2 separate regions of the Mus musculus genome follow, and region 1 is linked to region 2. The links are chromatin loops, found by intact Hi-C in ENCODE. Cell type or tissue: heart. All regions are shown on one strand. Links, peaks and the distances in the headings refer to the core of each region. The heading gives the core; the rest is flanking DNA. Region 1 overlaps Epb41 (erythrocyte membrane protein band 4.1). Region 2 has its middle 7.9 kb from the start of Epb41.

What was found. Peaks named below come from ENCODE experiments on the same cell type or tissue, not always from the same donor. Only the 100,000 strongest peaks of a DNase experiment are listed, where the experiment ranks them.
Region 1: it touches region 2 in a loop (7-fold over the local background); 32 of 42 quality-filtered maps call a loop at or near these places.

Annotation. Positions count from the first base shown.
Region 1 is chr4:131,975,321-131,980,696 of GRCm38, forward strand. Epb41 (erythrocyte membrane protein band 4.1) reads right to left here. Exons shown (of 21, transcript NM_183428.3): 9 at 3,490-3,642; 10 at 218-315. Among named protein-coding and RNA genes, the nearest start is that of Tmem200b, 56 kb to the left of the region's middle. In heart, for the core only: CTCF peaks have their summits at 2,082 (motif pointing right), 2,900 (motif pointing left) and 3,101; a DNase peak (open chromatin) is centred at 2,091.
Region 2 is chr4:132,077,296-132,082,671 of GRCm38, forward strand. No RefSeq gene overlaps it. Among named protein-coding and RNA genes, the nearest start is that of Epb41, 7.9 kb to the left of the region's middle. RefSeq lists an enhancer at 1-1,932. In heart, for the core only: a CTCF peak has its summit at 2,501 (motif pointing left); DNase peaks (open chromatin) are centred at 346, 1,276 and 2,466; H3K4me3 peaks cover 1,053 bases; H3K27ac peaks cover 1,606 bases.

The DNA.
Region 1 (5,376 bases), core at 119-5,118, 100 kb before region 2:
CTTTTTACAGTGCATGGAAAGGCACCGTGGGAATGCTGAGCCATGCTTTCCAGCCAAAAGAGGAAGAACCGGGTTCGCATTGTCTTGATTAAGTTGCTCTTGCCTGAGCTAAATAAAATGCCAGCTCCACAGAGATGATAATTTCAATAACAGATTCAAAATAGAAGCAGGCACAAATAACATATCCTTGGGAAAGAAATACTTGAGCAGAAAATACCTGAAGAACGTGTGATGCTCCACACAGACCTTCCATAGTTTCTTGGCCGCTCGATAACTGGGGAGCTTGAAGCCGATGGTACTTTCATAATGTTCTTGCTATAGAGGGGCAAATAAACATAAAATATAAATACTATTCAATCAGAGTGACACAGAGCCTGAGAAACAGGATACCATCGAAGAGATACCACACAAACAATGTCTGGGGGTTGGCGAGATGGCTCAGTGGTTCCAGAGGACTGAGGTTCAATTCCTAGAACCCACATGGTGGCTCACAACCATCTATTACCACCGCACCACCATCTGCTCCCAAGGGACCCAACACCTTCTTCTGACCTCCATGGGTACCAGGCATGCATGTGATGCAGACACACATGCAGGCAAAACATACACACACACAATATTTTTTAAATTAAAAAAAACATATTAATATTTTTTCTTATTAAAAGAAATTTGCTCAGCAATGGAGGTTTTGTCCAAAGTAATAAGGTCAGGAAGAAGGTCTTCTATTACTTATACATCCTAATTTTTAGAACACACACAGTATGCAGGTACTGCCCTGAGACACACTTTAGTCAACCTTTGACTGTCTAAAGCTGCTTTTTGTTAGTCACAGACCTGCATTTGTAATTATAGATTACTCAGTAATCAGGGAATGAGACATCCCATAATTGCTCCAGCCTACCACTATTATTACACAATAGAAATTAGTATTGGGAACTAAACATTTGTCTCAAACCAGATGACTGTTTTTTGTTTTTTTTTTTTTTTAAAGCAGGGTCTCCCTACGTTGCCCTGGCTTGTCTGGCTATGTAAAGCACAGAGCTCTGGAATTAAGGTGTGTGCCTCCTTCTCCAGCCCAGATTCTTTTAATTTTTAAAACTGACACACACTGACTTGTTGAGAATGACTGGTGTGTGCATATGTTGCAGAATACCAAACGAGGCTACCTGGTCTCTGGACTAACTCATGAGTCTTTTAAGAATACTTAAAAGTCATCCTGTTGGCCATATGGGAAGAGTCAGTGCTGAAGACGAAAGCCCGGCCTTACACTTGCTAGTGTACCTCTCAGCAACCCTCCTGTAACCCGCAGTCACCACGGTGGACAGCGAGTCTCTGCGACTTACTTCCTCCTCCTGCCAGGCCTACTAGAAATCCATCTATTTCTATGCCTTCGGTCTGCCTCTGTTTCCACCTCAAGCACACTTTGTAAGACGGAAAAGGAAACAGGTTTGTTTGCATGCTCTTATTTCTAGCAATGGTCCTTCTATATCTAAGTATAATTTTACACATGGAGACACTGAGGTCAGAGAAATTATCTGCTCAGTCAGCTATGAGATGGCACAGCCCTCTGAAATAGTCATGGCACCTCACTTTTCAGAATCCTGCTGGTCTCAGCTGATTTGAGGAAGAACTGTGTATTTTCACATATATTGGATAGCTAAGACTTCAAGCCGAAGACTTCTCATAGCATTTATTATATTTCTTTCTGTGTATGTACTTATTTCTGCCTTCCTATATTAAAATGCAAGCTGGCTGAAGAATAGCATTCTTTTACTTACTTTTATATTTCTAGACCCTAGAATAGTCACTGACACAAAGAACCTGTTTAATAAACATTTTGTGGCGTGCATGCCTTTCAATGTCAACACTAGAGTCAGGGCAAGCAGATCTTTTTGACTTCCAGGCCACACTGAGGGGCTGCATACAGAGACCCTGTCTCAAAAGCTTCTTTCTTGTTAAGAGTCGTGGATTTGAAACTCGGAGGGAAGATACTGATAGGTGCTTGCACAAACAAATGAGTATGGAATGAAACAGTGCTTCAAGGCACAGCCAGTACTTCCAGGCTGAGGCAGTACCACTGTTGACCAGCAGATGGTGATACACACACACGACGCCACCTCAGGTCAGCCTGGGCTTCTCTGGGACAGAAAAGTTACTATCTCTCATGAATATAAGGACACTCAGCTTCTGATCTTTCCAGACTCACTTCTCTAGGAAGTGGTAGAGAAGAATTTAGAGCTTTTTAAAAAATGCCCTGGGTAGGAAATAATTTAGTGGCTAAAAGCACATACTGCTCTCACACAGGATTTAAGTTCAGTTCCCACCACCTACATCAATCCCCAGAATCAACATGGTAGAATGAAAAAACCTCCATGTTGTCCTCAGCCACTGCGACATGTACTTGTTCATTATTGTATAAAGTTACCAGAAGAGATCTGACAGAAAAAAAGCTCCAGCTCCAGGGCAGTCAATGTCTCTCATGTCCTGAGACACCTATACTCATGTGCACATACCCAGACACATAGCTCCCTAAACAAACACACACACACACACACACACACACACACACACACAACATACAACACACACACACACACATACAAACACACACAGACAGACACACACACCACATACACACACCACAGAGACAACACAAACACAACACATATGCAATACACACACATAAAACACACAAAAACACACAACATATACAACACCCACAACACACACACACACACACACACACACACAAAATCTTCAGGACATTGAAAGCTACATAGACAGACCTCTGTAAAAAACAAAACAAGGGCTAGAGAGATGGCTCAGCGGTTAAGAGCACTGACTGCTCTTCCAGAGGTCCTGAGTTCAAATCTCAGCAACCACATGGTGGCTTACAACCATCTGTAATGGGATCTGATGCCCTCTTCTGGTGAGTCTGAAGACAGCTATAGTATATTTACATAAAATAAATAAATAAATCATATATATATGTATGTATGTATATATATGTGTGTATATATATATATATATATATATATACCAAAAGAAAAATAATAAGGATTTATGTTTAAAAAAAACAGTAACTTTAAAAAAATGAACTCCTATTTAAACAATTTTCTGTTGTACAATGATAGCTTCTTTATATAAAAGCTAAAATTATGTGGGTATATCCTGAAATGTGACCACCAATTTGGGAGGTTGACTTGTTTACTTCTGTTTAGTAGGTGTTAGAGACAGGTCTCACGTGGCCCGACTTGGAAGTTCTGCTCCCCCTTCTCCGTCTCCCAAGTGCTAGGATTAGCTGCAGGAGGCCTCCTCAGATGGCAGGTTTTCCTACGTATCTCAGGCTCACCCTGAACTTGCAATTCTCCTCCTGCTTCAGCCCCCGACTACAAGTCCGGAGATTACAAGCATTTGCTACCGTGTCCCGCTACAAGGGATGTTTCAGTCCATGTTTGGTTTGAGTGAAAAGAAATTTAAGTTATGTACCTCTCCAGGCCGGATCTTGATGAAGAAGCTGCTGCGTTTGTAAGAAATCTTTAGCACTTTGGGCCAAGGAAAGCGGTTAATTCTCAACTTGTCTTTGTAAACCAGAAGGCCGCTGGAGCAGACGCCGAGAATAATGTCCACTCCCTCCAAGTCCTGAAAGACAAGCAGCGTCATCCTCAGCACATTATTGGCTATTATTAAATAACCCAGCGAGATCAGCAACCAGAACCTGTCACAAAGCAATTGGTAAAAAACAAAAAACAGCATCCACTGGCATGCTGTCTAAGTCAGAGACAGCCTCAGTAACCCAGCTAGGTGTCAAGGCATGAGTTACCGCTATTAGGCCAGTGAGATGCCCAGCAGATAAAGGTGTTTGCTACCAAGCCTACAACCTGAGTTACATCCCCAGAATCTACATGGCTGGCATGAAAAACTCCCACACTGTCCTTGGATCTCCACACCCACTGTGACGTGCACATGTTCATTATTGCATGAAGTTAGCATAAGAGATCTGACAGTAAAAATTTGATGTTAAGTATATTAAATTTTAAGTACTATTCCTAAGCCCAGAAAGAACACTATAGAAAATGGCATTATATTAATGTACCTAATTATTAAGAAAAAATTAAAATATTAATCACCACATAACTTAAGAAAAGCAAACTACACCTGAATTAATCATGACTATTTATCTAGTTATCAAACCCAAATGCTTCCAAAATTAAATGCTTCTTGACTTCTTTTTCCTAAAAATGACTATAGAGAAAATTATTAGCACCTAAATGTATTAATATAAGAATTACAGAAATAAATCACACACAGCTTCAATTCAATGACTGAGATCTTACCAGAAGATGCCCTTTTATGTTCTTAAAGCCCACAGTTTACAACCATCTTTCTCTTTTTTAAAAATTTAAAAAACTTAGTTAAATATTTGTGGGCTCATACCTGCCACAATGTAAGTTAATCATGTGTGGGCTCATACCTGCCACAAGTACTTATGGAGGTCGGAGGACAACCTGCAGGAGTTGCTCTCCTACCACATGGGTCTTGGAGATCAAACAGCTCACCAGGTTTCGTACCAGTGCACTGAATCAGGCTGTCAGCTTCCTTTCTCTTTTGCTGACGTTATTTGAAGGAACACTTTGTTTTGCAGCATTTAGGAAAGGCGCACGCTATCTGACTCCATCCACTTCTGACACCAGCCTCCATCAGGAGACAAGACGTAAACAGAACAGACTTGTCATGGAAGTGCTCCTGAGCCGAGGTTCTGATGTCCTAACAGCATGTGACAGGGTCATGGAAACCGCTGTCCAGTGCAGAACGATCCAGAGCACAGCGATGGCTCCAGAAAGCCAAGTGTGCAATGAAATTTTACCAAATGAACAGAACCTAAACATGAACTCATAAGACATTCAGGCAAGGAGAATCCTGAAAATTATCCACGGGTCCAAGAGAGACCAGATGCTTGAACGTCTGTTTCTAAGTTTCTACCAGTGAGTTTTCTGAGTATTCGAGGATAAATAAGAGCGAAAGAGCTTTAGTTCATCATCCTCTGAGATAAGCCTATCACATCTTTGAAGAACTTTACTAAACAACTTGTCATATTGAGCTAAATAGTAGATTTCCCTGTAGTTTCCATAGATATAGTTTCTATTTTTCTAGCTCTGGGTTTATGCCTGGACTCCATGATAAAAATCTCTTCAGTTTTAATTTTTTATTTATTTGAAACAGGGTCTTATGTAACCCAGGCTATCCTGAAATTCCCCATTTAGCTAGGAATGATACTGATCTTCTGATCCTCCTGCCTCTACTTCCCAAGGGCTGGGATTATAGGTATGCACCAACACCTGTCATTTATGTGCTGGGACTGAACCTAGGACTTCA
Region 2 (5,376 bases), core at 309-5,308:
TGGGAGAGGTGACATCCTGAAGGGACAGTTCACATTTCCTCACCGCTAGTATTTTCTATCCATCTGCTCATTTTTTTTTATATCATTAAATTCTTCCAGTCAGAAATGCTTGACGCTCAGAGAGCTGATGTGACAACCACACAGTTCTGAAATAACTTCGAGGGTGACAGGCAGGGCACAGCTTTCTTCCTCTGGAGGCTGAAGGCTCAGTTTGCTGGGGCCTGTGGGCAACTGATAAACTGGGGGGGGGGGGGGGGGAAGGGACTTGTTTGTGTCAGCCTCCCTCCCCTTCTGAGAATGCCTGAGCCTCCTTATCCTGTCAGAGCCTGGGTGCTGTCCCCAGCTTCAAGTGGGCGTGAGCTGAGCGATAAAGCGCCCAGGGAATAGATGGGGTGTGGGGGGGTGACACGTGGGCGTACATATGTGGGAACATCTGTTTCTTCAACTGAACTTTATTTAGGACTTTATGGGAAGTTAACACCCCTCCCCTCAAAAACAAAGACATGGTAGCGTACCCACAATACTAACACTTCAGTTAGTATCCTAGGCCGGAGAATCTATCTGAGGCCAGCCCGGGGCACATGAAATCCTGTCTCGAAAACAAAGCAAGCAAACAAAAAGTTAATCTCTCTGAAAGAGAGAGAAAGTGAGAGAGAGAGAGAGGGAGAGAAAGAGAGAGAGAGGGAGAGAAAGAGAGAGAGGGAGAGGGAGAGAGAGAGAGGGGAGAGAAGAGAGAGAGAGAGAATGCTCAATGCTCTGCGTCTCTAGTCATAATATTTCAGGAGGCCAAGGCTTAAGAGAGCCTTCATAGTGTCTGCTATCCTATCTCAAAACAAACAAATTTTATAAAAACAAAACACAACCTAAATAAATAAATAAACAAAATTCATAACCTGCCAGGTGGGCTGGAAAGATGGCTTATTAAGTGAAGACTCCAGCTGCCAAGCCTGAGTTCCATCCCCCAGTACCTACATAGTGGAGAGAACCAACCCCCACAAGTTGACCTCTGACCCACACACAGGGGTGGGGTGGGGGTGAAAACATTTTTAAATTAAAAAACCAGATGTAGTGGTGTACACCCACGATCCTAGCACTTAGAAGGTGGAGGCAGAAGGCTCAGGAGCTCAAGGTCAGCCTTGGCTACACACTGAATTCAAGAGGAAGCTAAGAAGCCTCCGTACAGCCCTGTCTCCAAAATACACTGAACCCTACTAGTTCAACAAGCAGAAATATTGACCAATACCCTGCTAAGTCCAAGGGTAGAAAGAGGAACTCAGCCAGGCCAAAGGCATGCTGGGAAAGAGGGAACGCAATCCTGAGGCAACCAGGCAGCCCTAATCAGCCGCAGTCTGAATCCTGCCTCTGCTTCTCGCAGGAATCATAGCCTGTTTCTTCGTCAATCAGATGATGCAACGGCTCTCACACCCTGTCTCTCTTTCCCACTGGAGCCACTGGAAGAGAAAGCATTTGTATGTTACTCTCTAAGGGGGAATGTGTGTGTGGGGGGGGGCACACCCCTGCTGTGATTCACCACGGCTCCTATGAGGACCACCCTGAACTAATGTGTACTCAGAGCTGGGAAGGCAACATGGCTCCATTGGCAGCATGAAGAATGTTTTCTGGAGGAGGTAACCTTCCAGCTAGATTTTGTAGGATGAATTTACTACATAGGGTTGGAAAAGTACATTCCATATGGAGGAGGAGCCTGGGTAAAGACTCAAAGATAGGAAAATAGTAAAAATATGCGTTCCAGGAGCAAAACACACGGGCTGGCATAGCTTTCAAACCGAAGGAGCCATGAGACCAAGGTATTGAAGTTCTCGGATGCCAGGTCCAGGCACACAAAGACAGATTTGGGGATGGCTGGGGAGTGGGACCATTCATGGTATATGGGGGGTGTGGCAGTCATTCATAGAAGGAGGCTTGGTGGTGGGTATGGGGTCAATTATCTCAGAAGGACACATTGGGAACATGGGACAAATCTCTAGAATGAGTAGGTGGGAGTTGACATAAATAGAGAAAAATGTAAGTGTTCTTTGTCCCAGGTTAGGGTTGGAATGGGGGGGGGGGTGAATAAGAGAATGGGGGTGTCCCCAGACAAATTATGTTAGTGTATCTGTAACCCTGCCACCGAACGCTTAAGAATTCTGAAAGGCCCCACCGCTCTGGTTCCTCTGGTTTTGTTGCCATGTGTGGCCGCTGTCAATCCGGCCAAGAGAATCTCTGCCCAAGGAAGAGTCCTGGGTGTTGGGAGATGCCTAGCGCCTTGTCCCCTCTTCCCTTGCTTTAGAGAGGAATAAAATGGGGCGCGTGACCTGCTCGTGAACACAGGCCCTAAGCAGCCTGAGCAGGACTTGAACACACCACCTTAATTTGCTGGGGAGCGGGAAAGATTTGACCACAGTTGGGAAAGACCTGAGATGATCACCCACGCTTTAAAAAAAAAAAAAATCCAGGTAGAAGGAAAGGTGGTGTTTGGCGCCACCTAGTGTTATAGAGCTGAGGGGGCCGAGGCACTGAGTTGAGCCGTCTCAAGACGCTCCAGGGTTAGTGCCGGCCAGCATCTCATTTATAAGTAGGGGTTATGGGAAGGGGGCTTTCAGGCAATCTGTCTTGGGTTGCATAGCCAGGTCACACAACTCGCTAAGAGTCAACAAATAAAGGACATTATCCTATTCCTTAGCTCCTCCCTAAGTGCCCTTAGTGACTTTAGCTCAGTGACAGACAGCACATGCACGGTTGACAAGGAAGAGGCTTTAAGTCTGGACGTCGTCCAGCACCACAACACTAGAGACACAGCAAGAGGCGAGACGAGCTAGGCTGGACGACTGACCAGTTAGGCAAAGTCCAGACTGTAGGGTAGGCAGCTTGTTTAGGGCCCCGTTTAAGAGAAAGAAAAAAAAAGTGACCAGGTACAGGTTCTTGTAACCCCAGAATCCAGGAGGCAGAGGCAGGAGGATCACTGCAAGTTCAAAGCCAGCCTGGTCTACCCAGCAAGTTCCAGGCCAGACAGGACTATACTGAGTCTCTTTCTCAAGCAAAGACAAAGGAGAAAAAAAAAATTCAGCCAGGCATAGTGTCTCAGGCCTGTAATCTCGGCACTTGTGGATGTGGGGGTGGGAGGACTGTCATGAAGTTAAATCAGTCTAAACTACCCTCTGAACCCCTGCACTTTCTTCCCCTAAGAAAGAGAGCAATGGACACGATGGGGCACAGACCTGTTTTTTGGTTTTTGGTTTTTGGTTTTTTTTTTTTTTTTTTTTTTTTTGCACCCGGAACACTGAGACAGAAAGATCTCAAGGCCAGCCTAAGCTACTTAGTAAGATTCTATCCTAAGTGGGTGGGTGCTGAGTGATGTCATAGTCTATAGAAAGCTTGTCTGGCAAGTTTAGGACCTGAGGGGTTTTGTTAACCTTTATTTTTATTGGGCTGGAGAGATGGCTCAGTGATTAAGAGCATTTCTTCTTCTTGTGCCAGACCTGTGTCCAATTCCTGGTAACTAATGGTGATTCACAGCCATCTGTCACTACAGGTACAGGAAATCCAACCCCCTCTTCGGAATTCTGAGGGCACCACACATACATGCAAGCAAAACACTCATACGTTATAAAATAAATCAATTTTTTAAAAGAATGCCTCTAAAATTGTAAGGGTTACAAAAGATAAATATTATAAGCCCTTAACATGTGTGGCTCAGAGTACATGAGAAACAATCAGTTATTGATGCTATTGTTACTACTAAAGAAGGGCATAGATTTGAGAGAGACACTAATATCTTCCACAAGAAATCTACAGTAGGGCTGGTGAGATGGTGAGCATTGACTGTTCTTCCAAAGGTCCTAAGTTTAAATCCCATGTGGCAGTTCACAACCATCCATAATGAGATCTGATGCCCTCTTCTGGTGTGTCTGAAAACAGCTACAGTGGACTTGCATATAATAAATGGATCTTTTTTTAAAAAGTAGTCTATAACAAAATACTAAACACTAAGCCATAAAAATACTTATTTTTATTATTTTTAATTACGTGTGGGTTTGTATGTCAGGTGCCAGCAAAATCCAGAAAACAGCATGCTGTGGGATTTGGGAATCAAACCTGGGTCCTCTGCAAGAGCAGCCAGTGCTCTTAACTGCTGAGTCACAAAACCCAATGGCTATTGCTGTTGCTGCTGCTGCTGCTGCTGCTGCTGCTGCTGCTGCTGCTGCTGCTGCTGCTGCTACAAAATGGGGTTTCTCTGTGTAGCCCTGGCTGTCCTGGAACTTTCTCTGTAGACCCGGCTGGCCTTGAACTCAGAGATCTGCCTGTCTCTGTCTCTTAAGTCCTGGAATTAAAGGCATGAAGCCACTTCCGCCTAGTGGCCAAGTTTTCTTCCTAGTACCTACATAAAAACTTGGAAGGGTGTCCTAACTGTAGATATCCAGAACTGGGAAAGCAGAGACTGACAGATCCCTGGAGCACGGCCAGCCTGACCTAACCAGCAAGCCCTTGGTCCCAGGGAGAGTTCCCTGTCTCAACAAAACAAAAACAAAGCAACAACAACAACAAAACAAAAAACAAAAACAAAACAAAACCCAACAAGATGGGGCCAGTGAAGTGGTTCATGCAACCATGCCAGCCTGGGTTCAATCTATGGTACTCAGATAAAGAGGGAAGAAGAAAACCAACTTTAAGAAGTTGTCCCCTGACTTCCACATGTGTATCAGGGCACAAGCACTAATGGTAATGCATTTTAAAATAATGTTAGAGAAACAACAAGGTCTCTGGAGGAATAGCACCTGAACTTGACCTCTGACCTCTACGTGTATGCGTATACGTGCAGAAGCCAGAGGCAGTGGGTCTCCTGGAGCTGGAGTTACAGGGTTTTTTTTAATGCTGGACATAGGACTGGAGAGAAGGCTCAGCAGTTGAGAGCACTGGCTGCTCTTCCAGAGGTCCTGAGTTCAAATCCCAGCAACTATACGGTGGCTCACAGATGATTATCTGTAATGGAATCCAATTCCCTCTTCTTTTTTTTTTTAATTAGGTATTTTCTTCATTTACATTTCCAATGCTATCCCAAAAGTCCTCCATACCCTCCCCCCACTCCCCTTCTTGGCCCTGGCGTTCCCCTGTACTGAGGCATATAAAGTTTGCAAGACCAATGGGCCTCTCTTTCCAATGATGGCCAACTAGGCCATCTTCTGATACATATGCAGCTAGAGACACGAGCTCTGGGGGTACTGGTTAGTTCATAATGTTGTTCTACCTATAGGGTTGCAGATCCCTTTAGCTCCTTGGGTAATTTCTCTAGCTCCACCATTGGGGGCTCTGTGTTCCATCCAATAGCTGACTGTGAGCATCCACTTCTGTGTGTGTTTCCCTCTTCTGGTGTGCTTG